Linked DNA regions of Homo sapiens: region 2 is linked to region 1. A link is a loop called in an ENCODE intact Hi-C map of the cell type or tissue named here. Cell type or tissue: heart right ventricle. All regions are shown on one strand. Each heading gives the region's core, and the rest is flanking DNA. Links, peaks and the distances in the headings are about the cores only. Region 1 has its middle 12 kb from the start of NFIX. Region 2 overlaps NFIX (nuclear factor I X).

Region 1 (15,042 bases), core at 3,388-11,387:
GTGTACACAGGTGCTCAGGAGTGTCAGGGATCAGGGCTGTCAGGACATGGGGGCTCTGTGTGACAAGGATGTGAGCCTGTGTGTGTCAGGCCATGCCAGAGAGTGTGTGTAGCCATGCGTGTGTGCATGTTTGTGTGTGTGAGAGAGAGCGAGAGCGAGGCCATGTCGGTGTGTGTGTCTGTGTATGAGGGAGGAGGTCTCTGTGTGTCCAGATACATGTGTCTGTGTGTGTCAGGTCGTGTGTGTGTGTCTATGTGAGGCCATGTTAGTGTATGTGACTAGGTGTGTGTATGTGTGTGTGCCAGGGAAGGGGGAGTCCCTGTGAACCTGTATCAGAGATGTGAGTCTGTGTGTGTCAGGCCATGTCAATGTGTGTGTCTGTGAGGCCATATCAGTGTGTGTAACTAGGAGTGTATGTGTGTGTGGGTGGGTGTGTGTGGGTGGGTGTGTGTGTGTCAGGGAGGGGGGTCAATGTAAACCTGTGTCAGAGATGTGAGTCTGTGTGTGTGTCAGGCCATGTCGGTGTGTGTATACACACACTGGTGTATGCGTGTGTCAGTGTCAGGGAGGGGTCTCTGTGTGTCCTGATATGTGTGTCTGTGTCAGGCCATGTCTGTGTGTGACTAGCTGTGTGTGTGTGAGTGTATCAGGGATCGCGTCCCTGTGTGCCTGAGAGTGTGTCTGGGTAGGCGTGTATCTGTCATTCGGTGCTTGGGGGCCTCGGAACCCCGGCTCCCTCCAGTCTGGGCCTCCCCACTGTGCCTGAGGCCGCCACGCCACCGAGGCAAGGCTGTGGAGCAGGGAATCGATATGTCCTTAAAAATTCAAGGGTTTCTCGTAAACAGAAACTTTTAACACCGTTTAAAGTTTCAGGAGTGCTGCGGCTGCCTGCCTCCACACCACCGCTGCCCCAGAAGAGGGAGGGGGCTCCAAGGGGCGGACGGGGGAGGGGTTGGAAGCGGAGCGGGGGTGGGGGTGGGGGCGCAGAGGGGAAGGGGCGGGGCCCCGTGGGGGGCTGGGAGCGGTAAGGGGCTGGAGGAAGGGCCAGAAAGGGATTTGGGGATCAAGGGGGTTGGGCCGATGAATGGATGGTTCTGGAAAGGGGTAGAGGACAGAATGGGGGTCCAGGTGTAGGGAGGGGAGGGGAGCTGGAAAAGGCAGAAGGGATGAACGGAAAAGCGTCTGGGGGCTTTTGAGGGGCCCTAGAGAGGCTGGGATGTCTGGGAGAAGGAGTTGGGGACATGCGGGCTTTGAGGGAGTGATGGGGGATGGAGGCAGGGCGGGGGCTCAGATGGCTGTGGAAAGGAGCAGAGGCAATGTCTGGGGGATCTGGGGGTCCTGGGTGAAGAGGACAGCAGAGCAGTGTGGGTCTGTGGGGGGACTGAGGGGGAAGCTGTGGGAAAGGGCCCGGGGAGGTGTGAGACCCTTCATGGAGCTGGGGGCTTGGAGGATCTTGAGAGCCAGGCAGACCCTGCCCACCCCCCTGCAAATGGCTGTGAGGGGGCACATGGCTCAGAAACCCCAACTCTGGCTGCCCTACCCCACCTGCCAGCCTGTGCTCCAGCCGTGACCACCAGCCCCCAGGCCCCGGGCTCCTGGGCTGATGGTCCCTCATGGCCTTCCTGGTCCTTGCACCTGGCCCAGACCTAGGCTCTCATTCGCACACAAACACACCCCAGCCTTCCATATGCACACACACACCCCCAGCCTTCCATACACACACACACAACACCCAGCCTTCCATACGCACACACACAACACCCAGCCTTCCATATGCACACACACACCCCCAGCCTTTCATATGCACACACAAAACACCCAGCCTTCCATATGCACAAACGCCCATCCTTTCACATGCACACACACAACGCCCATCCTTCATCCACACACACAACACCCATCCTTCCATACGCACACACACAACACCCATCCTTCCATACGCACACATACAACACCCAGCCTTCCATACGCACACACACAACACCCATCCTTCCATTTGCACACATACAACAACCAGCCTTCCATACGCACACACACAACACCCAGCCTTCCATACGCGCACACACACCCCCCAGCCTTCCATACGCACACACACAACACCCAGCCTTCCATACGCACACACACAACACCCAACCTTCCATACGCACACACACACACCCCAGCCTTCCATACGCACACACACACCCCCCAGCCTTCCATACGCACACACACACCCCCAGCCTTCCATACGCACACACACAACACCCAGCCTTCCATACACGCGCGCACACACCCCAGCCTTCATCCACACACACAACACCCAGCCTTCCTTATGTACACACACAACACCCATCCTTCATCCACATATACACGACACCCAGCCTTCATCCACACACATATCTCTCCTACTTTTTTTTTTTTTTGAGACGGAGTCTCACTTGTCACCCGGGCTGGAGTGCAGTGGTGCGATCTTGGCTCAGTGTAAGCTCCGCCTCCCGGGTTCACACCATTCTCCTGCCTCAGCCTCCCGAGCAGCTGGGACTACAGGCGCCCACCACCACGCCCAGCTAATTTTGTTTTTGTATTTTTAGTAGAGAGGGGGTTTCACCATGTTAGCCAGGATGGTCTCAATCTCCTGATCTTGTGATCCGCCTGTCTCAGCCTCCCAAAGTGATGGGATTACAGGCGTGAGCCACTGCGCCCGGCCATCTCTCCTTCATTTTTACACACATAACACACCCTTCATTCACACCCACACAACACTCATCCTTCATTCACAAACACAAACTTGTCCTTCCATTCATACACACAGGACACCAGACTTCCAAAGGTGCACACACACACATCCTTCACACACACAGTCACGGACTCTATGACACTCAGTATCACACCAGAACACCTATTATTCATTCACACACACAACTCATCCCTCCATTCACACACAAAAACACACACAACACACATACACTTCCATTTGTATACACATACTCCTCCCATAACACCCTCCCCATGTACACGCCACACACGCACACACTTCCTTGTATTCAAACACAACTGTCACACCACATCCACACTCACACAGACAAGACACTCACTCTCACACTCACACACACATCCTCATTCAAAGTTCTTTCCCCACATTCAGCACCCCTCCTCTACACTGACAGCACCCTCCTACACACACACACACACACACACACACACACACACACACTCCCTCACTCTGCTCCCCTCCACAACTGCAATGGGAAGAATTTATGGGAAGGCAGAGGGACTGCCAGAGAGGGCAGCGCTGCCCCTCCCTCTCTCCCCCTCCCCGGGGCCCAAGTATTAGGATACACCTGGCCTTCGAGAAATCTCACGGGAGGAGGGTGCCGCCAGGGGGCTGGGCACAGCTGGCATGCCACAGCTGGAATCCCCCACATTCCTCCCTGCCAGGCTGCCCACCTGGCTGTGGCTAGCAGCAGGTGCGTTCCTACCATGCAGGTGTGTTGGGGTAGGACGAGGAGCAGGAAGCGGCAGCCAGGCCCATGGCACTACCTGGCCAGGATGCTGCGGGCAGTGTGGATGTGGGTGAGGGGAGGGCTGAAACATCTGGGCTCTGGCAGCCACATTCTGGGGCACAGAATGTGGGGCCGGGCAACGTGAGGCTCCAGGGCTGCTTGGCAACTGAGCAGGGCTCTTGGGTGAGGTGGGCAAACATCTGGCATGTAGCATAGGCAGGGAGCCAGGCCATGGGTGCTGCCAGGCTGGGAGAAAAGGGTGCTCTAGGCACCCCCAGTAGAACCTGGATATCCCCACTCCCACCAAGAGGGCCTGATGTCCCCGTACTTAGCGTGGTAGGCATGATCTGTGCTCCGGGCCTGGGGTCCTAGCCTTGAAATCACTGTCTGCCTTCCAGGGTGGTCTAGAAGCCCCTATTAGGGACTCAATTTGGGGAGTTACAGGTCGTTGCTTCTGAGGCACACCTCGAGGGACACCCACAACCACACCACACACATGTGAATGCAGACACCAGACTCTCACTATCACACTCACTCAGGGGCACCCAAACATACACAGGCACACTCAGACACACAGAAATACAGACCCTTCTCCTTCCCTCTCCCCTCCCCCCTTTTCCTCTCCTCCTCTGTTCCCACAGATAAAATCCAGAATGACACACAGACACAGGGTCACCCAGATACCATCACACACCCTTCTAGAATATCACACAGACATACAAACACACACAGTCACGCCAAAAATCCCACACAGGCCTTCCCAGAGCCACCCACAGAGTGACAGCCAGGTCATACACACAAAGACCTTCACCATCACATAGATCCCCATAGAGACCCAGACAATACACCGCGTTGCAAAGACACACACAGACGCACAGTCACATGGACTCCCAGAATCTCATGCTGAGTTACACAGGTACACACAGGCCACACTAAGTCACACAGGTTCACAAAAATCTCACACAGGACTGCATGTACCCGATGGGTCACACACGTTGATGTTCTCAAAATCATCCACAGATGTAGCACACAAAAAGTCACCAAAGGCCAGGCGCCGTGGCTCACGCCTATAATCCCAGCACCTTGGGAGGCCGAGGCGGGTGGATCGGTTGAGCCCAGGGGTTCAAGACCAGCCTGGGCAACATAGCGAGACCGTGTCTCTACAAAAAATTTATAAATTCTCCAGGCATAGAGTGTGCATCTGTGGTCCCAGCTAATCTGGTGGGAGGGTCACTTGAGTCCGGGAGGTTGAGGCTGCAGTGAGCATTCCAGCCTGGGCAACAGAGTGAGATCCTATCTCAAAAAAAGAAACAGGCCGGGCGCAGTGGCTCACACCTGTAATCCCAGCACTTTGGGAGGCTGAGATGGGTGGATCACCTGAGGTCAGGAGTTTGAGACCAGCTTAGCCAACATGGCAAAACCCCATCTCTACTAAAAATACAAAAATTAGCAGGGCATGGTGGCGCACACCTGCAATCCCAGCTATTTGGGAGGCTGAGGCAGGAGAATCACTTGAACCTGGGAGGCGGAGATTGCAGTGAGCTGAGATCGTGCCACTGCACTCCAGCCTGGGTGACAGAGTGAGACTCTGTCTTGAAAAAAAATAAAAAAGAAACAAAAAGTCACACAAAGATATCTAGATCGTGCACACACACAGGGAAACACAGACACACACTCACACTTGCCTAGGCAGCACAGCCTGGCCAGGGCCTCCTGTGGCCGTCGCTCATCTGGAGACGAAAGGGAAGGAGCTGGGGAAACGTTTCATTTGCAGCGGGCCAGCCGGAGACCCACCCGCCCTGGAAACCTGGCCCTGGCTCGTGAAAGGAGCCTCTGTGCGCTGCCGCTGGGGCCGCCAGCAATGCTCAGCCGTCCCAGGGTGTGGGTATCAGAGGGGCTGAGTCGGCCACACTGAGTTCCTGGCCAAGCCACGTATGCTGGGAACCTGGGGCCTCCAGGGCCACCCAGCCAGAGGCCAGAGTCCCCTAGACCAGAGAAGCACATCCCGCCCCACCCCCTGCTGGTCCCAGCTGCATCTAGAGGCCACTCCTCCAAACCCAGCCTATGGAGGGGAAGATGGAGGGAGGAGGTTCTGTGCCCCAGCTGGCATCAGATCTCCAGGTGTCCCAGTCTCAGGCTGACGTGCGGCCCCTGGCGAGGCAGCTGCCAATCCCATGCCAGGAGCCCCCTCACTCCAGCACCCAGCTCTCCCTGTGCAGCCTGGAAGTGAGGGTAGGACAGTCATAGCCCTTTGGTTCAGATCATCAAACACAATCACTGTCACACCTTCAACCACACAAAGATCCACGCATTCACTGCCACAGTGTCACCTGCACAGCAACACCATCACACCCTCAGCCACGCTGTCACATGAAGAACTACGGTCACACCCTTGACAATTCTGGTGACACACACCTCAGCTGCACGGTCTCACACATCCTCCCAGGAACCCCGACACTCTGACCCTCACACCACATCAACGTCACACTGGCCAGCAGAGGCACACTGATATACTCAGTCCGCATGTCCCTGCAGCTGTGCTAGCCACGTGGCCACACGGAGTCACCGCCCCACCCAGTCACAAGGAGGAAAAGCAGCTCTGACCACTGCCTCCCCAGGGTGCAGACCGCAGCTGTCCCTTGATCAAGGTTTGAACCAACCCAGTTATTCCAATAGCACAATAACACACCCTTGTTGTCACTGTGTCACAGAGCAGGCAGCCAGTAGGTACAGACCACTGGTCACAGTCACTCGAATAGCACACACTCACAGTCTCCCTGTTGCAGGTGACAGGTACACAGCTCACTCACGCTGCCACACAACGCCCACAGTCCCCAGACCAAGGAGCTACAATGCAACCGTGGGTGACAGCCTCACCACGATTACAAGGACAACCTGTCACACAACAGTCACTCTCCCAGTGCCTGTCACAACATTGAGACAGCCCCTTAGCCGTCCACACAAGCAGCCAGGCATGCTGACTGGGCCCCCACGATTGTCCCTAGGACACCCCCGCCCCCGAGTCTTGGAAACAGGGACAGACACACGCCGACACCCCCCCTCCCCTTTGCAGTCAGTACAGGAAGAGCAGGGAGGGGGACTAATGGACACGCAGCTGTTGGCAGTGGGTGCCAGCCCCCCCACCTCATGAATATTCATCAGCTGGGGCTCTCCTGAACCTGTGGGGAGTCGGAGGTCCCAGGCAGCTGGTCACCCCCTTCCGTGCCAGGAGGCCCCCAGGTGGGGGAGGGAGACTTGGCCAGGTCCCCGAAGTCCTCAGAACCCACACCCAGTTCCACACAGAAGCACACGTGAGTTTGTGAACACAGGCCCCGTGACACGCAAACAACATTCACACAAACTCACAATCACACCCAACAACACAGCCATCCACCATCACAGACACACATACACCCATACACACACTCACCAGGCATGCAAACACAGCCACACACACCACATCCAAACCATAGACACCCACCACACACACACACACACACACCAGACATGCAAACATGGTGCACAGTCACATGAACTCACAACCATACGACCACACCCAAACCACAGACACCCATCATACACATACACACACCAGACATTCAGACATGGGGTTCAGTTACATGAACTCACAACCACACCCAAATTATAGACACCCACCACACACACACACACACACACACACCCCAGACATGCAAACATGGGACACATAGTTCCCCGAACCCACAACCACACCCAAACCACAGACACCCACTATACACACCACACACCAGACAGGCAAACATGGGGTGCACAATCACAGGACCACAAACACACGGACACATTATCACACACAAATGATACCGGCTAATACCATCACACACAAGTGTGCAAATACAAACACACACACTTCCAAACACATGGGCCCCAAGTCACCCCCAAATTACAACCAACCACTTCTCAACTTCTCATAAAACACCCACACAAGCGCGCAAACATGGACCCACAAATTCGCACACACATATACCCACTGACTCATGCAAACTCAGACACACAACCATCCCCAAGGAGCACCGCCGCCTTCTTCCCCTTTCTCCCTTCCTCCTTCTGTCTCTTTCACACTCCGATCTAGCTTTGCCCATCGCCCCCGTTTTACAGATGGGGAAACTGAGGCACTAAGCAGCTGAAGGCCCCTTGAAGTGGGGAAGACCGCCCCTTCTGACTCCGGGCAGAGGCTACTGCCGCGCGCCCCCTGCTGGCCTGGCCCCTCCCTGCAAGAGCGCGCGGGACGGCGGCGCGCGCGACGGGCACGCGCCTGACGTAACCATGGCATCCTCTTGGCACGCGCGGCCCGCGCGCAGGGAGGGCGGGGCGGGCGCGTTGCCATGGCGCCGGCGGCCCGCGTGAATGGGGCATTGTTCGCCGCGGCGCCCGGGCCGGGCCGTCCCGGACCCACCCGGACCCACCCGGGCCGACAGAGACGGGGAGACCGGGATGGGGAGAGACAGAGAAATGGGGAGGGAAAAAGACAGGAGAGACAGGGAGAGACCAGAGATGAGAGAGACCAGAGATGAGAGAGACGGAGATGGGGAGAGACAGAGAAATGGGGAGAGAAAAAAGAGAGACAGGGAGAGACCAGAGATGGGAGACCCAGAGATGCGGAGAGAGATGGGAAGAGATAGGGAGACCTGGTGGGGAGAGACAGAAATGGGGAGAGATGAAGACACTGGGAGGGCCGGAGAAAGCTGGAGAGATTGAGAGACAGAAGGATGGGGAAAGAAACAGATGAGAGGCCGAGCGCAGTGTAATCCCAGCACTTTAGGAGGCCGAGGCGGGCCGATCACGAGGTCAGGAGATCGAGACTATCCAGCCCAACATGATGAAATCCTGTCTCTACTAAAATACAAAAAATTAGCCGGGCATGGTGGTGCGCGCCTGTAGTCCCAGCTATTCGGGAGGCTGAAGCAGGAGAATCGCTTGAACCCGGGAGGCAGAGGTTGCACTGAGCCAAGATCTCCCCACTACACTCCAGCCTGGCGACAGAGTGAGACTCCGTCAGAAAGAAAGAAAGGAGAGAGAGAGAGAGAGACAGAGAAAGAGAGGAAAGAAAGCGAGAGAGAGAGAGAGAGAGAGAGAGAGAGAGAAAGAAAAAGAGAAAGAAAGAAAGAGATGAGAGAGATGGGGAGAGAGAAGAGATGGGGAGACATGGAGATGGAGAGACATGGGGACTGGGTATGGAGAGACAGAGATGGGGAGAGACAGAGACACAGGAAAAGCTGGAGAGACTGAGAGACAGAGAAATGAGGGGAAAAAAGATGGGAGAGACATGATGAGAGAAGAGATGCGGAGACTGAGAGATGGAGAGAGACGGGAGACTAGGCAGGGAGAGGCAGATAAGGAGACACTGGGAGAGAAAAAAAACGGGAAGAGACAGAGATAAAGGGAGAGAGGAGGCCGAGCATGGGGGTTCACACCTGTAATCCTAGCACTTTGGGAGGCCGAAGTGGGCGGATCATTTGAGGTCAGGAGTTCGAGACCAGCCTGGCCAACATGGAGAAACCCCCGTCTCTACTAAAAATACAAAAAGTAGCCGGGTGTGGTGGTACGTGCCTGTAATTCCAGCTACTCCGGAGGCTGGGGCACGAGAATTGCTTGAATGTGGGAGGTGGAGGCTGCAGTGAGCAGAGATGACGCCACTGCACTCCAGCCTGGGTGACAGAGCGAGACTCTGTCTCAAAATAAATACATAAATAAACAAGAGAAAAAAGGAGGAGAGATAGGGAGATGAGAGGGACAGGGAAAAATTAGGAGAAAAGGAGAGAGATGAAAAGAGACATAAATAGGAGAAGATTTAGGGCTGGGAAGAATGGACAAGAGGAGATGGAGTGGGAGAAATGAGACACAAAAGGGGAAAGAAGGCAGGGCACAGTGGCTCATGCCTGTAATCCCAACACTTCGGGAGGCTGAGGCAGGCAGATCACGAGGTCAGGGGTTCAAGACCAGCTTGGCCAACATGGTGAAACCCCGTCTCTACTAAAAATACAAAAATTAGATGGGTGTGGTGGTGCATGCTTGTAATCCCAGCTACTTGTGAGGCTGAGGCAGGAGAATCACTTGAACCTGGAAGGTGGAGGTTGCAGTGAGCCAAGATCACGCCACTGCACTCCAGCCTGGGCAACAGAGCGAGACTGTGTCTCAAAAAAAAAAAAAAAAAAAAAAAAAGGAGGCCGGGCGCGGTGTCTCATGACTGTAATCCCAGCACTTTGGCAGGCCAAGACGGGCGGATCACGAGGTCAGGAGATCGAGACCATGCTGGCTAACATGGTGAAACCCCGTCTCTACTAAAAATACAAAAAAATTAGCTGGGCGTGGTGAAGGGCACCTGTAGTCCCAGCTACTCGGGAGGCTGAGGCAGGAGAATGGCGTGAACCTGGGAGGTAGAGCTTGCAGTGAGCCGAGATCACACCACTGCACTCCAGCCTGGGCAACAGAGCGAGACTCCGTCTCACAAAAAAAAAGGTGGGGAAAGAGACAGAAGAGAGACAAAGACAGAGACAGAGATAGGGAAAGACATGGGGAATCCAAGAGGGAGAAACAACGGGAGAGACCTGGAAGGTGGAGAGAAACACACCAATGAGGAAGGACGGGTGGAGGGAGAAGACCACGGAGAGGCAGAGCCCGGGAGCAAGATGGGAGAGGAAGGGTTGGGGTGAGAGACGGGACAGGACCAGTCAGCCAATACCCCTGGACCCTCCTTGCCTGGTGTGCTGTGCTTAGCAATGGGAAAAATCAGGGGATGGGGGGTTGGGTGCGGTGGCTGACGCCTGTTATCCCAGCACTTTGGGAGGCCGAGGCGGGTGGATCATTTGAGGTCAGGAGTTCAAGAGTAGCCTGGCCAACATGGTGAAAACCTGTCTCTACTAAAAATAGAAAAATTAGCCGGGCAGTAGTGGTGGACGCCTGTAATCCCAGCTACTCGGGAGGCTGAGGCAGGAGAATCTCTTGAGCCTGGGAGGCAGAAGTTGCAGTGAGCCGAGATCACACCATCGCACTCCAGCCTGGGCGACAGAGTGAGACCCTGTCTCAAAAAAAATAAATAAATAAAAATAAAAAATAAAAAAAAATCAGGGGAATGGGGATAGCCAGACAAAGTCAGAAGTGCTGAGAGGTCAGAGGACACACAGCCATAGAAAGACATAGCGGCCGGGTGTGATGGCTCACACCTGTAATCCCAGCACTCTGAAAGGCCAAGGTGTGTGGAATGCTTGAGCCTAGGAGTTTGAGACCAGCCTGGACAACATGGTAAGACCTCATCTCTACAAAAAACATGTTAAGGGCTGGGCGCGATGGCTCACGCCTGTAATCCCAGCACTTTGGGAGGTCAAGGCGAGTGGATCACCTGAGGTCAGGAGTTCAAGACCAGCCTGGCCAACATGGCGAAACGCCGTATCTACTAAAACTACAAAAAATTAGCCAGGTGTGGTGGCATGCGCCTGTAATCCCAGCTACTTGGAAGGCTGAGGCAGGAGAATCGCTTGAACCTGGGAGTCGGAGGTTGTAGTGAGCCGAGATTGCACCATTGCACTCCAGCCAGCGCAACAAGAGTGAGACACTGTCTCAAAAAAAAAAGAAAAGAAAAAAAGAAAAAGAAAAAGAAAAAAGAAATTTTTTTAATTAGCCAAGCGTGGTGTCCTGCACCTGTAGTCCCAGCTACGGCTAAGGTGGGAGGATCACTTGAGCCCAGGAGTTTGAGGCTGCAGTGAGACATGATCGCACCACTGCACTCTAGCCTGGGTGACAGAGCCACACCCTGTCCCAAGGGAAAAAAAAAAAGACATAGCAAGATGGAGGGTGAGATATACCCAGATGTGAGGGAATGAAGGAGAGAAACTTGGAAACAACCCCAGCTCCCTGCTCTGAGAGTCTCTGGTCCCACCTGCCCCTTCCACTCACCCTGGTTTGGTACTCTCAGAAAGCATACCCTCTGTCCTACACACCTTCACACAGCCCCTGATAAGACACTGTTGACACAGAGGCTCAGCCTTCAGGAACACTGCTTCTTTATTTTATTTATTTATTTATTTTGAGATGGAGTCTCACTCTGTCGCCCAAGCTGGAGTGCAGTGGTGCGATCTCAGCTCACTGCAACCTCTGTCTCCTGGGTTCCATCATTCTCCTGCCTCAGCCTCCCGAGTAGCTGGGATTACAGGCACATGCCACCACATCTGGCTGATTTTTGTATTTTTGGTAGAGACCAGATTTCGCCATGTTGGCCAGGCTGGTCTCGAACTCCTGACCTCAGGTGATCTGCCCATCTCAGCCTCCCAAAGTGCTGGAATTACAGGCATGAGCCACTATGTCCAGCCATATTTATTTATTTTTGAAACAAAGTCTTGCTCTGGTACCCAGCCTGGAGTGCAGTGGCACAATCATAGCTCACTGCAGCCTTGAACTCCTGGGCTCAAGTGATCCTCCCACCTCAGCCTCCTGAGTAGCTGAGACTACAGGTGCATGCCACCATGTTCCGCTAATTTTTTAAATTTTTTGTAGAGACAGGGTCTTGCTATGTTGCCCAGGCTGGTCTTGAACTCCTAGGCTCAAATGATCCTCCCACCTTGGCCTCCCAAAGTGCTGGGACACTGCTTCTTTTTTTTTTTTTTTTTGAGACAGAGTCTCGCTCTGTCACCCAGGCTGGAGTGCAATGGCGCATGATCTCAGCTCACTACAACCTCTGCCTCCCAGGTTCAAGCGATTCTCCCACCTCAGCCTCCCTAGTAGCTGGGATTATAGGCACACACCACCATGCCTGGCTAATTTTTGTATTTTTAGTAGAGACACTGTTACACCATGTTGGCCAGGCTGGTCTTGAACTCCTGACCTAGGTGATCTGCCCGCCTCAGCCTCCCAAAGTGCTGGGATTACAGGTCCTGCACCCAGCCAGGACACTGTTTCTGACACTCCAGGACACCGTCACCCAGTGACACTTCCCCTAGATGGTCCCAGTCATACCTATGGATACCTATAGATTCCTAGTGACACAATCATAGACGCAGACACATGAATATGACATGGACACGGACTCATACAAGGGCTCCTGGTGACATCTCCCAGTTATAGACACAACCGTGTAGGTGCACTGTCTCATGAGGACCTTATCAGACATGTGAATACAGTGAGTGGTGGCCACACACCATCCAACACACAGGTTCACATTTTTGTTGTCGTTGTTGTTGTTTTGTTACATAGATGAGGGCTTGAACGCCTGGCCTCACTTTTTTTTTTTTTTTTTTTTTTTTGAGACGGAGTCTTGCTCTTGTTGCCCAGGCTGGAGTGCAGTGGCACTATCTCAGCTCACTGCAACCTTCGCCTTCTGGGTTCAAGCAATTCTCATACCTCAGCCTCCCAAGTAGCTGGGATTACAGGCACGCGCCACCACGACAGGCTAATTTTTGTATTTTTAGTAGAGACGGGGTTTCACTATGTTGGTCAGGCTGGTCTCGAACTCCTGACTTCGTGATCCGCCCGCCCGGCCTTGGGCCTCACTTTCTTATGCGCCAGGACAACAGGCCTGAGCCACCGCGCCTCCCAGGCTCACACTTCTTAGCAATGCTGTCATATGTGGCCACTCCTGATGAATGGTGCACCCTCGCCTTCACACCTGGACACGTTTTCAGACACTCATTGTCACCCTCATGGACACACATGGCTTCAACCCTGGGTCTGACCTACTCACTGGGCAGGCACCTTGTCCCACGGTACTGTTCAGAACACTGTGGGGGTGCTCAGTCCAGTTCTCCACGTTTGAGTCAGTGGGGGCTGACAGATTTCAGGTCCCAGCAGAGACTGGGATGGAAGTGGGGGAAAGTGATGTCCAGCCCCTGGTCCTCCTGAAAGGGCTGAGTCCAACTGGGCCACAGTGGTCCCAGACTCCTCCTCCAGTCGGGCAGCTTGGACCAAATGTAGACCAAGGGTGTCCCCTGGTGGCCATAGGTGGTCTCTGCACCCATCCATGGAGGGACGACAGGCAGCCGCCCAGTTGCTGAACTTGGAGCTGTGGACAGAGAGGACACAGAGCACACAGGCCCAGAGACTGAAGTCCAGAAGCAGGAACGCAGATACAGAACTAAGAGCCGGTAATCCAGATCCCAGGACCCAGGATCAGCATCTAGAGTCCAATCATACCGGGCTGGGCACGGTGGCTCATGCCTGTAATCCCAGCACTTTGGGAGGCCAAGGCAGGCAGATCACTTGAGGTCAGGGGTTCGAGACCAGCCTGACCAACATGGCGAAACCCCGTCTCTACTAAAAATATAAAAATTAGCTGGGTGTGGTAGTGGGCACCTGTAATCCCAGCTACTCAGGAGGCTGAGGCAGGAGAATCGCTTGAACCTGGGAGGCGGAGCTTGCAGTGAGCTGAGATTGCGCCACTGCCCTCCAGCCTGGGCAACAGAGTGAGACTCCATCTCAAAAAAAAAAAAAAAAGATTCCAATCATACCAAGATCTATACTCCAGATCCACGAACTCAGCCAGGCGTGGTGGCTCACAGCTATAATCTCAGCATTTTGGGAGGCCAAGGCGTGAGGATCACTTGATGCCAGGAGTTTGGGACACGATAGGCAACATAGCAAGACTTTATCTCTACAAAAAACTTAAAAATTAGCTGGGTGTAGTGGCACATGTCTGAGGTTGCAGTGAACTATGATGGTGCCACTGAAACCATACTCCGGGATTCAGATTCCAAAAATCTAGATCCTATTGCTCAAAACTAGAATCCACCAGACCCAGAATCTAGCTCCAAGAATTTAGAATCCAAAGGCTACCTTACAAAATTGAGAGCTTTCTTTCTTTTTTTTTTTTTTTTTTGAGACAAGGTCTGGCTCTATCACCCAGGCTGGAAAGCAGTGGCACAACCTTGGCTCACTGCAACCTCTGCCTCCCAGGCTCAAGCCATTCTCCCACCTCAGCCTCCTGAGTAGCTGGGGTTCCAGGTACACACCACCATGCCCAGCTAATTTTTTTTTTTTTTTTTTTTGAGATGGAGTCTTGCTTTGTCGCCCAGCCTGGAGTGCAGTGTCGCCATCTTGGCTCACTGCAACCTCCGCCTCCTGGGTTCAAGCGATTCTCCTGTCTCAGCCTCCCAAGTAGCTGGGATTACAGGCACGCGCCACCACGCCTGGCTAATTTTTATATTTTTAGTAGAGACGGGGTTTCGCCATGTTGGCCAGGCTGGTCTTGAACACCTGATCTCAGGTCATCCACCCGCCTCAGCCTCCCAAAGTACTGAGATTACAGGCATGAGTCACCACGCCCGGCGCCCAGCTAATTTTTAATATATTTTTGTGGAGACATAGTTCTGCCATTTTGGCCAGGCTGGTTGCGAACTTGTGAGCTCAATGAATCCACCTGCCTTGGCCTCCCAAAGTGCTGGGATTACAGGCGTGAGACTCCTCACCCAGCCAAAATCCAGATTCTTAAGCCGTCCTCAGAGCCCTCCAGATCACAGCCACGTAGCAGGAGTTGGCGAAGATAGAAACAAAGGGATAGCTGAGGAGCTCAGCAGTACTGCACATGGCCTCTCCCAAA
Region 2 (15,042 bases), core at 4,960-12,959, 51 kb before region 1:
CAGTCCACAGCAACAGCTCACCCTCCCCTGGTCCCCCTTCAAGTCCTGGGAGGACATGTGCGACCTTGGCAGCCCCAGGGGCCTTGTGGCAGACTGCGCAGCTGGCCTCAGGTGTCAGCAGCAGCTGCTTCCTCAGGAGCTCTCTGGCACGTGCTGGCGGCCAGCATGGGCTTGCACCTCAGAAGTGGACCTGGGGGCTGCTGCCATTAAGATACCATGGCCAGCACCTGCTCACCACCAGACAGTCTCAAGAGCCACTTCTGCAGTCCCAAGGCCAGAAGCTGAGAGGAAACTGCCATGCCACGGTGACCCCCAAGGGTCCCTCCCCTTCTAGCAGTGCTAACAGGAAGTGGCTGCAGAGGCCTGGAAGGGGGCACCTCAGATTCATAAAAACATGGATTGGAGGGTGTGAGAATGTGGGCTGATGTCCATGATTAGCTTTTACACTGGGTAACACCATGTGTCCATCAAGGAATGTGTGAGCTGATGCAGAGAATAAATACAGGAACGGGACATACACCTATGACAGGGATGGGAGACTTGACTTGTAAAAGTGCATCCTGACATGACATGTATGTGCAATGTACACGATATGTACAATGATGGCAACATCTTTCTGAGGCTCTGGGGAATAGGATCAGGGTACAGGGACAGAGTGAGATGGATCCTTGCGTGCTGCCTGAGGGTGTCAAGTTTCCAGATGGCAATTTAACAGGATGGACGAAGAGCCTTCAAGAGAGTCCATACCTTTTGCCTAGTAATTCAACTGCTAGGAAGCATTAGCTGAAGGTAACAAATACAGCTACAAAGCTTGGTGTAATAGGATGTCCATCCCAGCAGAATTTACAATGGGGATGAACGCAACACAACTCAAAGGCCTCAGTGGGGGTGGGGGTGGGGTTTACATCAGCTCTGGCATGATGAAATCTCATGAAGCTGTTTAAAAGCATGTTTTTCTTTTTCAGGCCAGGCATGGTGGCTCACTCCTGTAATATCAGCACTTGGAAGGCTGAGGCGGAAAGATCACTTGCAGCCAGGAGTTCAAGACCAGGCTGGCCAACATGGCGAAATCCCGTCTCTACTAAAAACACACAAAAAAATAGCCAGGTGTGGTGGCGCACACCTGTAAACCCAGCTTCTCCTGAAGCTGAGGCATGAGAATTGCTTGAACCCTGGAGGTAGAGGTTGCAGTGAGCTGAGATAGTGCCACTGCACTCCAGCTTGGGTGACAGCGACTCTGTCTCCAAAAAAAAAAAAAAAAAAAAGCATGTAAAAGCATGTTTTTATTTTTCAGTAAGCACCTATTACACTTATAATAAGAGGTAATTTCTCATTTTCAAAAGGGAATAGGGGACAGAAGTCATTAGAAAAGTTGACAATTTAGGGGTAATGCAGCTAACAAGAAAAGATGCTAAGGCCAGGCGCAGTGGCTCATGCCTGTAATCCCAGCACTTTGGGAGGCCAAGGCAGGCGGATCACGAGGTCAGGAGATCAAGACCATCCTGGCTAACATGGTGAAACCCTGTCTCTACTAAAAATACAAAAAAAAAAAAAAATTAGCCAGGTGTGGTGGCAGGCGCCTGTAGTCCCAGCTACTCGGGAGGCTGAGGCAGCAGAATGGCGTGAATCTGGGAGGCGGAACTTGCAGCGACCTGAGATTGCGCCACTGCACTCCAGCCTGGGCGACAGAGCGAGACTCCATCTCAAAAACTAACAAACAAACAAACAAACAAGAAAAAGAAAAGATGCTAAACCACTAAAAATTAGATTTTGAAAAATAGCGACATAGTAGAATACACAATGGTACTGATTTTTTTTTTTTTTTTTGAGACGGAGTCTGGCTCTGTTGCCCAGGCTGGAGTGCAGTGGCACGATCTCGGCTGACTGCAACCTCTGCCTCCCGGGTTCAAGTGATTCTCCTGCCTCAGCCTCCTGAGCAGCTGAGATTACAGGCATGTGCCTCCATGCCTGGCTAATTTTGTATTTTTAGTAGAGACGGGGTTTCACCGTGTTGGTCAGGCTGGTCTTGAACTCCTGATCTCGTGATCTGCCTGCCTCGGCCTCCCAAAGTGCTGGGATTATAGGCATGAGCCACTGCGCCCTGCAGTATTAAATTTTAAAAGCAGCATCCCTAAGTGTCTATACTATAAATTCCAGTAAAAAATAAAATATGTGCATGAATAAGTAAGGGAAAATGCAACAAAAGTTAATAGCAGTTATTTCAGTGGCATAATTGTATAATTTTAATTTCCACCCCCTGACTTCATGCTAATTTTGTATTTTTATTATGAATGTACAGTAGTCTTATAATAAGAAAAATAACCTTTTTAAAACAGTGGACAGATGAGGGACTGTACGTACCAGGCACACTCCCCAAATCATAGAACAACATAATCAGCTGATCGTGAAACTAAGCCCCTGTGTGTCCAGAGTTTGTGAGAGGCAGGCTTGGCCTCCTGAACTTTCATGCTCAAGTGGACTCCAGCCCAAAGAGTGGTAGCAAGGAGGGAAATGTCCTCATGTTACTGTCATGCTGTGGCATGTGACACTACCAAGACCGGGTGCCTGGTGGGCCTCTAGCTACCTTTCCACTGAACAAGGAGGACTTCAGAGGGGAAAACCGGTCTCAGAGAAAGTCAAGAACTGGCACATGGGGCCAGAGGAAAGAGGTTTAGGACCAGGTGAGAGAGGAGGAAGGAGCTATCTAGAGAGTCTTAAGGTAGAAAGTGGAGTGCTCGGAATTCACTCAAAAACTACTGGAAACAGTTCTAAGATCCGAGGCAAGCAAAGGTACAGCAGCGGCAGCAGAATCAACTTTAAGATCTGCTTCGAGAAGTGGCTGTGTGTGTGCGCGAGTGTGTGAAAGACAAACCTCCCTCCCTATTCACATTCCTTTAATAATTCATTGTTAATAACCAAACCCAGCTACCAGAGCCGCAAGCACATGTACCAGCTGGAGGACGGCAGTCATCTCTGACCCGAGAGGCCCAGACTGAAGGGGTCTCCAGGAGATGGAGGGCAGGAATAGCAGCCATGAGTCTGTCCATACAAGGAGCCTGGAGGCCAGGGCTCCTGAGGAGAGGGAGGGAGGCGAGGAAAAGCCTCAGAGCAAAAGGCAAGCAATCCCAGTGGGCCCAGGACTGATCCCTGCCAATCCCTGCCGCAGGGCATCCACCAGGCTAGCGTGGCAGGGAAGATCTGGCACGGGAAGAGACCCTGTCACGAGTGAGTTTGGCTGCTCCGCAGACCAAGTCTGGAGAGGACATGGCCTCTGGGGGGCTGTGTGCTTTGTGGCCAAAAGGGAGGATGTCCCCAAAGATGACTATTTAGCAGGGACAGCCAAGGAGACCAAGAAAAGGCCTATGAGAGGGTGGGGTGGGCTGAGCCCACCAAGCAGTAGCCCCTGTAACAAGGTACTCAGCGGGGGCAGGGGTGAAGGAAGGGGCTGAGAAGAAGGCTGCTCCTTCCCCATTTTCCTGAGAGCTCATTCACATAAAATAAAAACAAGTATTTTGAAAAACCAAGTCTCTTTGAACCCATTAACCCACAGCTTCTCACTTGCCTGCCACACTCCTTCCAGCATTCTGGAAGCTTCCACTGCCCCTCCTCTGTCAGGATTCTCCCCTCATAATGCCCACTCAGAGAGCACACCTGCCACTTTCCCATCTTGGCTCTCTTCCTTCATCAGCCCCCTTTCTGATTTTTATACCATCGTGAGCCTTTACATCATCTCAAGGATGGGCCATGGGCTGCTTCCCATCTGAAGGTAATTCAATATTCAAAATGGGTTTATGGAGCGTATAAAACTATAAGCTGCGCGAGAGACAGATGCAAAGGCGGATAAAACACAGTCCCAGCTCCAAGATTCCAGCCTAAGAGAAACTAAAAACTGCATGCTAAGTATCACAACGGAGCAAAATAAACTGGCCCCCAGCTGAGCCCAGGGCCAACTTGCATAGAAACGGGGCCTCGCCCAGCAGATTGCTCCCCTCTGCAGCAGACTCTCCAAGGTCCCTGTTTTCGTGACAAGACATGTAAAGGCAAGACTTGCCACCATGGGGATGCACTGCCTCTCCCAGGGTGCAGTGAGGAGGCCAACACATGCCTTCTGCCCCATTCACAGGCAAGGTAGCAGAGCTCAGGCTCACCAGGGGCATTTCTGCAGCCGGAGCACTTTGTTGAAGAGGAACACAATTCAAGAGGCCTTGCCAAGCCAGGCTGGCATCTGAGTAATTATATTAATGAATCTCTGAGTTACAAAATCTAATATTAGACAGTGGCTTCAGTACCATCATCCTCAGTTACTGTCCCACGTGGCTGGGAACACTCCTGGGCAGCAGCAGGGCTTGAACAGACCCTACACACACACACACACGTGTATGTGTGTGTGTGGGGGGGGGTGTTTAATTTAAAAGAAATGCATGTATTTGAAACTATGCCCAGAGATTTGTGTGCTGGGCCCACTTTGTAAACCACGATACCATAAATAAGTGAGAGAAATCTGGCCATTGTCCTCAGGGCAGAGGCCTCTCTCTTGGCCATATCTTTTGGGCTGGCAATATCCTGAGGATTATTGCTCCATGGAGCAATGGCCTTTGTGTTCGGAGCCAGCACTGTTCCCCACAGAGTCCCCTTTGGCACAGCAGGCAGGACCTTGCATGTAGACCCTTGGGCCCTTCCTCCCCATCCACGCTTATTAGCTGCCTCAATCTCAAGTCCAAACTCAAAAGTTGGGCCTGACACACACAACGGGTAGCCCACAGCCCAGCTGATCCCCTCTCTCTGGCCAAATCTCTGGTGCAGACCAGACCACTGCGCCACCACCACCATCCTGGCCTTCATCTGTGGGCCCTGTCCGAGGCCAGCAGAAACGATGACCCAGTTGGCCACGCTATGCATGTGGTCAAGGCCAGAGGGCGCCAAGTCAACTGCAGCCAGGTAGTAAACTAAACAGGCACTAAAGGCAGGTGAAAAACAGTGTCTGCTATGCTTTCATGATTACATTTCACATATGCCGGGCTAAACGGAAACTTCTATAAATGACATGAGAACACTTAGAACCTAGATTTCTGTAAACTCCATGTGCCAGAATAGGATTTGGCTCTCTCCTGCTCCTGCCTCATTTGTTTCATTTGGGAAGCTTCTTTGGGTGGCAGAGTCCAGCCCTGGTCACTGGGTCTGGGAAACTGGCTTTTATGGAAGTGAGTTCTCACCCTGGGACTGCTACGCTCAGGAAGCCCCAGGAGCCGCAGTGGCCTGTTCAGGTCTATATGGGAAGAGGTGACCTGAAAGGCAGGGAAAACAGGCAGGCTTTGCCTTTTAGAAACTCTTTGGTAGGCAATAAGGGATAGGTATTTGATGATTTTTCCATTCTTTTTTAAATAACAGATGAAGGATCCACACCAATACCATACTGCCTGGCAGGGCTTGCTGTCAGCACTGTCTCACTTTGAGATGGCACTGTCTCAAAGGGTCTCTGAGCTTTGAGATGGGAAAGACCCTCTCAGAAGCCACACGATTTCCTAGAAAAGGTTTCCAGGCCACAGAACCCTAAACACAACCAATCAAAGCACAGAAAACAAGAGCTGCAAGAAATTCAGGAAGGCAGCCAAGCAGCCCACTCTGCTAGCAGAGGCAAGAGGCGTCCTGAGGAGAGACCACGCACAGCAGGGTCTGCTTATTCTCCCTCTAAGGCTGGGTTTCTCCACCTCCGCACTTGTGACGTTTGGGGGCGAGATGATTCTTTGTTCCTGGGGGACTGTCATATGCAGTAGACTCTTCCCACTAGATTCCAATAGCACCCTCCCCCCACAACTGTGACAACCAAAAGTGTTCACAGACATTGCCAAATGTTCCCTGCGGGACAAAATTGCCCTTGGTTGAAAATCACTGTTCTAGGGTGACCAACAATCCCAGTTTGCTGGAGACTGAGGGGTTTACCGAGGTGAGGGGCTGTGAAACTCTGAGCAAACCAGGACGAGTTGGTCATCCAGCCTTCTTCCAATCCCCTCATCTGCCAAAGGCAAATTTCCTCCTCTATGCTCAGGGCTATGAAGACTAGTTCTTCCCCACCCTATATGAAGCAATCTCCCATACACCTAAAAAGATTATATCCCACCTCATAGTTTCTTCTGGGGCCAGAATACTATCCTTGTCTCCTCTTTCTTCCCCAGGCGCCATCTCTCAGCGCCATTACTTCCACGAGGCTCTCTGAGATCCGCATCAAATTGCTCACATATTTCTTAGATTACTAAGGCTGAAACTGGCCTACTACGTCTGGTAGGGGAAGTGGTCATGCCCTGGGGAGGATATGACCGGGTGCAGAAGTCGGGTCTCCCTTAAGCAAGTGGCCCCAGAGCCCTGTAGAGGTCACCTGGGAGAGAGAAGGACAGGGAAGACTCTGTAGCTCCCCTCTTCTCCCTGACACACAGCCAAGGCTGGCAGAATCTGCTACACACAGGAAAGGGGACTTGAGACCCCCTAAAGATGAAAGGAAACGGAGTCTACTGCCTTGCTTCCCGTTGGGTCAAATACCCAAGGGCAGATGGCCTGTCTCACCCATTAAGGACTCTGCCCAGGAGACCTCACCCTGTTCAGCCCAGGCTTAGCACCCACCCCCAACTCAAGCTTCCTATCCATTTGCCTCCTCCCTTTAAAGGCCTTTCTTCACTTGGTCCCCCGGGAGCATTCCTGTTACTAAGGAAACAATGATGTCATGTGTCCGGGTGGGGCCGCAGGTCCCTCCTACCACCCCCTAACTAGGTACCATGCCCGCTGACGTCACTGCTCAGAAATTTATAGCCCAGCACGGGTATTTATAAGGTGGCTCTGGTGTGACCACATATTTGGTGTGGGGCTGGTGGCTATTTATAGCCAGAGGATATACACTTATTACACCCCCTGTCTGTATTCTGGGCCACCTGTTATATAACTGCCATTATGCAATAACGCCCATTATATAATAATTATGCGCTAATGGGGATATAATCTGCAGGCATAATAAGGACACACTCCCCAAGGGCTGCACTCGGCTGGCCTCCTGCAGGTCGCCTCCGGGGATCTCCCGATCGCTCCACACAGCTCCGCCCAGTCCACAAGAGTCACCAGGTGTCACCCTACTCTCAGCTGTCTGGAGAGCAGCCTTCTCCAGACTGGCAGACTCAACCGCAAAGCCCTCTCTGGATTCCCTCTCTGTCTCGTCCGGTTTCTCATTTCCACAGCCCCACCCCTGGCCTGGAGAGGACGCTCTTCTTCCTCTGCCACTCTTCTCCCTGCTGTATTGTTAAACCCAAAACAAACAATTATGATGAAATAAATCCTGGAAGCATGACTGACGCTTCATCCCCCCATTTTAAGAAAGGAAGCCTCCCGGACACGCCAGGCCAGTTGGCGAAGGGTCTACTCCACACGAAGGAGAGCCCTCGCCTTCCTAGGAGACTTGGGAAGTCGACTCCAGAGGCCAAGCCAGGTGCAGCCAAGCAGGATACTTCCCAGGGGCCCCTCCCTCCAGCCGCAGCCCCCTTGGTGGGGATCTCAGGGCAGGCTGAGGCTTAGGCCCTGACTTCTGTGGTCGGGGTTATACCACCAGCAGGAATCCCCCAGAGTGGGATCCTAACCACTCAGACACCAGTACATGCCCTGTTGGTCACTCCTCCCAGGAATGACACGCTGAAACTGTCACCTCAGGGAAAAGAAGACAGGGACATTGGCTCTGCACTTGGGATGATGCGGGCAAGGGTACAAAAGGCAGCGGGTGGGAAGAGTTAAGACCACAATGGCACTTGACGGAGCCAATTCAATTAGCCCAAACATACCATCTGCTCTTAAAATAGATACCTCTATATTTAAAAGTTACTTGATATATGAATTGATGAAAAAAATTCGAAGAACTAACATGGATCTGCGAAGTGAAGTTGTCTCAGGCACAGGACAGTAGTTTGGGGAACCTGTCTGTCTCTCACATTCTCTATTGTTAAATTTTTACAAAGAATGTGTTTTACTACTATAATAAAAAAAAAAAATCAAATCATTTAAAAAGAGTAGTACTAAGACCCAGACAACAGTTCTGGTCTCCGTGTCTCATGCTGCAGAAACAAACGTCTGCTGTTCTTTGGGGTCTGATACGGGCCTGACAGGATTACCGGTTGCTGCACAGGCCTGGGTCAGCCCAGTAGCAGATCCCCTGTCCTGTTCCCCAGATCAGCAGCCCCAGCACACAGAGACCACTATGCAAAAAATCAGAGAGGAATAACTCAGTAGGGGACTTGGAGGCAGGCTTACAGTTCCAACCAGGGGGAGGTGAAAGGGGAAAGCCCCCAAACTGCTTCAGCCCAGGGCTCTGCTATCCGGAAAAGCGAAAACAACACAGGACACACAGGAGTAGACGATGCTCAGAGGTTCAGTCGACATTCAACACAAGGTAAATGAGGACCTAAACTGGCGGTGAGGCAAGAGGTGAACACAGGTGGCATTCTGTCTGAATCCCTGTTTCTTCCAGGCCAGAGGTTCTCAGCCATGCATGATTCTGTTCCCAGGGAACTCTTAGAAATGTCTGGAGATATTTTTGGTTGTCACACCTTGGGGAGGGAGGTGCAACTGATTTCTAGCGGGTCAAGGCCAGAGATTCCGCTAAAACTCTACAATGTCCAAGACAGTCCCCCAAGACACAGAATGATCTCACTCGAATGTCAACAGTTCCGCAGTTGGGAAATGCTGCTCAAGGGGAGCTGATATCAATGGTGAGAGGTAAGCCTCTGTCTAATTATCATGGACACAGACGAAAATCTAGAGCGGTGAGCCAGCCTCTCCCTGAACCCAGCCTTAGTCATGCTAGGAGAGTTTTTATATACACACCCCGAGAGTTTTCCAACTTTAAGAAAGGGATAAAGGTGAGAGTCAATGTGAAGAAGTGAAAAAGGCAATGAGTAGCAGATTATTGTAAAACTTCCAGCGATCACCTGGTTAATTATGATAATTACATTCATTTTTATTTCAAACTGATTCCAAGGACACTCCCAGGAAAAGGGTGTGACAGTGCAAGGATCAGGAATCCCAAGGTCTAGCAGAACCTGCCTGGCCTCACACCTAGACTTCCTGCCTCCTCTACCTGAGAAGGTCAGGTGGGATCCCTCCCCCATGCTCCAGGGAGATATGAAAAGAAGCAGAGCTGGCTGCAGCAGGGTGAGAGCATCCAGCCAACCTGGCCCCTGTCTATGCTAGACTCAGCCCGTCTATGCTAGCATGCTGCCTCTCGAGGTTGGTGGCAGGGATCCAGGGAGCCATGGCCTGTCAGGAGGGAGGGAGGCCAGTGTCAGGACAGGGCCAGGTGCCCATTCTCTGTTTCCACCCCACATACTCAGCCACTGGGGGAGCCCTTGAGCTGAGCCGCAAGCTGGGCTCTCTTCTAGAGAGTGACAGAGACCACAATGATGAAACTGGCTCCAACAGGGACCCTTGAGGTTTTCTCCTCTGAGACTCTGCCAAAGCCAGTAATCCTGATGAAGTTCAAGGAGCAGCGATGCCCTCAGAATGAGCTCCAGGTACTCAGTGACCTAGAAGCCGGCCCCTTCTGCCAGAAACTCATCATGTGACCAGAGTCCCCTGTCATCTCTGTACTTCGGGTCCTCCTCTGTACAGTAGATACAATAATACCTGCCCTGTCTATATCACTCAACCATTGTGAGGAGGGAATCAGCTCCAGGCACACTGAGAAGGCTCAGGCAGCTGACAAAACGAGCTAATTCCTCACTGTCTTTCAAGGTGCAGGTCAAGTAGGTCGTCTTCTAGGAAGCCTCCCTGGTCCCCAGGTCTGGTTTGCTGATTCCTCACTACACATATTATGCACATCACCTGAGTGCACACACACCCAGCCAGGAGCACAGGCTTAAAACTAGAATCAGGGTGAGAATTCAGGGAATTAATACATAGAGAGGACTTAGCCTGGTGCTAAAGCCATAGAGGGCCTTCAATGGAAAAATGGAATTAAAGCAGGGGATAGAGACCAAGGGCATGCCCACAGGGGACAAGAAGTTGTTAGGAGCCTGGACAAACAGGTGCCCCTTAAGTTATTGGGTGTCCCCAAATAACAGCTAATAAGTACCCTGTACTGGGGTGGTGGTGGCATGCCATGTCATCAGTAAGGCATCAGGAGTGAGAGAAGAGCCAAGATGCCCCCTACTGATAGTCCATGGCAGCTGGTGGTGAAATAAGTCACTTGGGAGACAGACCCATAAAGGGCAGCCCCAGAATATTTTTTAAATCCCCAAAGGGCCAGGAAATAAGGTACGAGATATCCATTATAGACAAAGTAAGGGACCCAGGCACCTGGGGGGTAAGGTCCAGTCCAGCCAAACTTCTCCTCCCTAGGCCCTCCTCCTCCTGGGACCCTATTCTAACGCCAACAACCCTTAAACTCAAACATGCTTAAAATGGCGACGGCGGCCTGCAGGGCCGGGCGTTTGTCGTGCTGTTTTCCACGGTGCCCTTGGTGCCAAGAAAAACCTATCATCAGAAATGCCATCAGCTATATTTATCTATCTCTCAGCCCCCCAGCCTCCTCCTCCCGTCTGCCAACCAGGCCCTGTGAGCCCCCCCTCACCCAATGGGCACACTTCCCTGTTGCTGATGCCCGTGACCACCTGCCTGAGTCTCGGTCTGTGGCACTCTCTTCCCAAGCCCTGACAATTAGGCCTCCATACAGGCATGTAAACCAGCAGGCTGCACCTCTTCTTACTGGGATATAGGGACGTGCCCACATGTGTTAAGGTACGCACCCCAACAGGCACTGGTTTGGGTGTCTCTTGTTCGAAACCTTGGACAAACATGGCCTTCCATTTCTTTTTGGCCTCAACTCCCTACTCACCAAGGTCTCAGCAGCACTGACCTGCCCTCAAAGTCCAAAACAAGCTGTGGGCCCAGGTCCTCTGCACACCATTCCCAGGAAGACACCTAGCTGCTCTATAAACCTCTCACTCCCTCTCCCTCATTCTCTGATTTAGGGTGGGAAGCCCCAACCTGTATTCTGAAGTACTGAGTCTCCAAGAAGTGTGTATGCTAGTAGAATCCCTTCAAAGGCGGAATCTGGGACAAAAAAGGAAAAATAACAAAGTCAAAGTTCACAACTGTGCAAATCCACAGCTGTGAGGAGTCCTCGAACGATGCAACACACAGGGGAATGTCATGTGCCAGACACCTCAGACCTTTCCTCTACCCAACAGGCAGGGCTGCCCTTAGGCCTAGCACATAAGATCTGCCCAAAGTGTTTGTAGGATGAATCAATAACTATATTTAAACCCCTACACCTCCTCCTGTCACCCTGGGAGCTCCACCCAACCCTCCACTCCTACACTAGCCCTCTCTTCAGAAGGCTGCCGTTCAACTCTGAGCCCCCAACTCAGAAAGGAGTTCCAGGGAGCCAACTCCTCTGAGAATGAAGCAACCCAAATAAAAATTTTAAAACCCAGAAGCTCTTTCTCTCCTGCCCCCCTCCCCCTCCACTGGCAAATGAAAACAAACAAGAAATCAAAGAGGCCTTTTGTGCGAGCACCGCGCTGACACGGCTGGGGCCTTTGAAAAGACTTCTGAATCGGACACTGAAGGATAAAATAACTGAAGCGTGGCAGCTCCTGAGACAGAAGGGCGGGGGTGGAGGGATGGGACGGACAGGGCAAAGAGAAAAAGGGGTGGGGAGGGAGTCACCTTCTTCCCTAGGCAGAAAAGGGGACACTCAGCTGTCCCCTCTCTGCCCAGCTGCTACAGGAAGCCAGGACAGAGGGAGAACGTAGCACTGGCCTCATTACCCCTTCTAACCCACTCTTCCTCTGGCATCCCAGGTCTCTGTAACACTAGAGGGTGGCCAAGAAGGACCTTGCCTCCCAATTCACAGCCCACTGTGAGCTATCCCCCAAATAAGGCCCTTTGGGCTTTCCCTCCCCTCCAGCATGGGTCACTGCAGGTTCACGCCTACGCCTACGGGAGGAAGCCTTCTAGAAGATATCATCGGGCCTTTACCCAAAGCCTGCCAGGTACACGCAAGATTCTCTTATTCTTAGAGATCTAGGAACCCCTAGGCCAGGACCTTGCTCACAGTAAGTTGACTAAGTGTGCATTTCATGGATAAAGGGAATTCTACCATGCTTTGGAAGCGCCAAAAAGTAAACCAAGTTCTCAGGAAGTCCTTCTGCACGTCTGGACCCCAGCCCTTCTGCTGCAGAGTAGCCCTGTTTCCTCTGGGTCAGCAATAGAGCACGGCTGGTCACCATGCCCATAATTATGGGATCAGGCCTCTAGGTCCCCTCTGGCTTGTTCACGGTCGGCGCTTTGCTGGCTCAAGCTCCGACAAAGGTGACTCTTTTTTCCCCCATGTCATAGCCTCCAATTCAGCCAGCAGAGCAAGCACTCTACTGAGAAACCCCCTGCATGTTGTAGGCAATGGGAGCTCTTGACTGGTTGGGTGGACAGCACTATGAACAAAAGGGACAAGAGCAGGTGGTCAAAGGAGTCTGAGAATAAGACCAAGCCCAAGCATAAGGATTGGGTCTGGGCATTTCTGTTCTCCTCTTTGGGGTCATGCCCCGCTCTGAGGCCAGCCTGAGCCCCATCATTATTCCACATCACCCAGACCCAGCACCCCAAGTTGTATTAACAGACACGAATGTCCAAAACAAAGGTGGCCAGGGCCAGCTTCACGGGTGTGCAACTTGCGTGCCCCCCACGCTTGGTTAAATGCTCTAACTGATGTCGTGCTGTAATTCCTAAAAATTTTGAACAAGGAGCCCCACATTTTCATTTTGCACTGAGCCCTGCACAGTATGTAGCTGGAAGGCCCTGAAAATTATGTAGCCACCATGGCTGGCTAGGATCTGATCATGCTTGGAGTTTCTGTGTTCAATTCTGAACACTCCAGTTTCAGAAATTTTATGAATCAGAGGGACCAAAACAAACCAGAGGGCTTCCAGGAGGTGGTTACCAAAATGGCAAGGGCACTAGGAGCCATGTGAAATGTGGGAGGCATTAGGGACTGGTGATATTCAGGCTGGAGAGGAGACAGCTTCCTGGGGAGAAGGGTGGAAGGGAGACATAAGAGCTGCCTTTGGTATTTCAAATGCTGTCCTGTTACAGGAAAATCAGCTTTCACCTGGGTCATCCCTTAAGAGAAAAAAAAGACCAACAAGTAAAGGTGACAGAGAGTCAGCCTTGGGCTCCCTAAATCATAACAATTGTCCTCAATCACAGCAGCTGCCGTCCTGCTATGTGCCGGTATCTTTACATATTAGCTGGTTTAATCCCTGGAACCATCCTACAAGCTAGACATGGAAGAATGGAAGAATTTTACAACCAAAGCTGACCTTTGAATGACAGTGACACCTCTTCTGGGATGTTCTAAAGGGGACCCTACATTGGGTTAAAAGATAATCTGTAGATCCTGCTAATTTTAGGCGTCAGTTCCAGGGCCCTGCGATCTTTGTCAGCCCTGGCACCAGATGGCGCTGCCTCAAAGACGCAGACCAGTGGCATTTCTGGGCCTTGAAAAAGGAGGCAATGGATGAGGCGGCACAGGGTCCATGGTGGGGGTGGACCTGGAGAAAGCGGCGGGTGCTCCTGTGGACCCTCCCACATACTCACCCCAGAGCCAACAGTCGGGTTGGGCATCCAGCAAAGGCTTGGGGAACCTCGCTGGCACCAGCCCCGTCTTGGCAGTATGGACACAGCTGAACAATGCCCTCCACCGCCAAGGAAGGACGTGGATGGGCAGCCCTCCCTCAGACCTGAAAACTAGTGCCTGCTACAAAGCCCCAAACCCTAAACTAGAGTGCCGAAACCAAGAAGCTCTCATACCTGAGAAGGCAACCCCACAGGTGAAAAAGTTCACTTAGACAAATCTTCAGGTGCTAACCCATTTCCTGCGACAGGTAAGGCTAAGCTCAGCTGTCCCGGGACCTGAAGGTAGGGAGGGAGGGGAGGCCGAATCTGCTCTCAGAGCACCACACTCACTGAATCACTCGGGGCAGCGCAGCCTGCAGAGTCCAGCTGAGGAAACCCCACAGGACAAACAACCTGTTTCCTTCAACGACAACAACAATGACAACTGCCAGAAAAGAAACCAAGACTAAGGAAGAGGAAGAGGAGAAGGACTACCTAGAGATTATGATGAGTCTTTTGAGACTGATCAACCCATCGCAATGCAGGACTGACCCCATCTGGATCCTGATTCAAACAAACTATAAACAAAAAATTAAGTGATAATTAGGGAAATGTGAACATTAACCAGTATCTGATGATACTAAAAAAAAATGCTGAATTTTTAATGGGTATAATAGTGGTATTGTGGTTTGGTTTTTCAAGAGTCCGTATCTTTAGAGATGTGCACAAAAACATTTACAGATGAAAAGCTATAATGCCTGGATCTTCTAAATAACTCAGCATGGGTGGGCAGTTGGGAGGATGGTTGAATTGAGATTGGCCGTGATCTGGCGATTGCTGGCACTAGTGGTGGGTACACAGGAGTTCTTTCTATGTGGGAAGCTCTCCATCATTAAAGAGTTTAGATAAAGAAAAGAGCCACCACTCAAATACCTGGACTTCGTGGGGATTCCGCTGCAGGCGCACAGGAGGGATCTGACAGGGTGACGCTGACAGTTCCATTCGCTCAAGTATTTTGTTAGCTTTGGATTTTTTTTTTTCTTTCCTAGGACCAAGGCTTAGGTGTCAGGGAAGGTCTGAAGGCACTGGTTCACCTTCAGGGTGCTGCAGAAACTTTGGAGATAGTCTAGCAGCGGTTCTAGGCCAGCTCGGCCATCCTTTCTCACACAAGCAGAGATCTCTCTCCTGGCCCTCCCCAGCTCACCCGTCCCTGGCCACCTGTTCTGGGATACCCGCTTTGAATGGAAGGATATCACCAGGAAATGGATACCCTCCTCCCCACGGCAGTGCTCTCTGACCCTGCCCTGCCTCAACCTCCCTTCCTAAACACAGACAGACACACAGACAGACTCCTTCCCAGCAGGAAGGCCAGCCGCATGGCAGCCTTTTGGACCTAGTATT

What was found. A loop is a pair of places that touch in the nucleus more often than their neighbours do. Peaks named below come from ENCODE experiments on the same cell type or tissue, not always from the same donor. Only the 100,000 strongest peaks of a DNase experiment are listed, where the experiment ranks them.
Region 2: it touches region 1 in a loop (2.9-fold over the local background); 72 of 110 quality-filtered maps call a loop at or near these places.

Annotation. Positions count from the first base shown.
Region 1 is chr19:12,976,421-12,991,462 of GRCh38, reverse strand. No RefSeq gene overlaps it. Among named protein-coding and RNA genes, the nearest start is that of NFIX, 12 kb to the left of the region's middle. RefSeq lists an enhancer at 6,525-7,050 and a silencer at 7,628-7,877. In heart right ventricle, for the core only: a CTCF peak has its summit at 7,704 (motif pointing left); DNase peaks (open chromatin) are centred at 5,480, 6,032, 6,767, 7,732 and 4 weaker places; H3K4me3 peaks cover 770 bases; H3K27ac peaks cover 1,700 bases.
Region 2 is chr19:13,028,579-13,043,620 of GRCh38, reverse strand. All of the region lies in intron 2 of NFIX (nuclear factor I X), which reads right to left. Among named protein-coding and RNA genes, the nearest start is that of NFIX-AS1, 21 kb to the right of the region's middle. In heart right ventricle, for the core only: CTCF peaks have their summits at 7,153 (motif pointing right), 9,362 and 10,207 (motif pointing left); DNase peaks (open chromatin) are centred at 6,704 and 9,320; H3K27ac peaks cover 8,000 bases.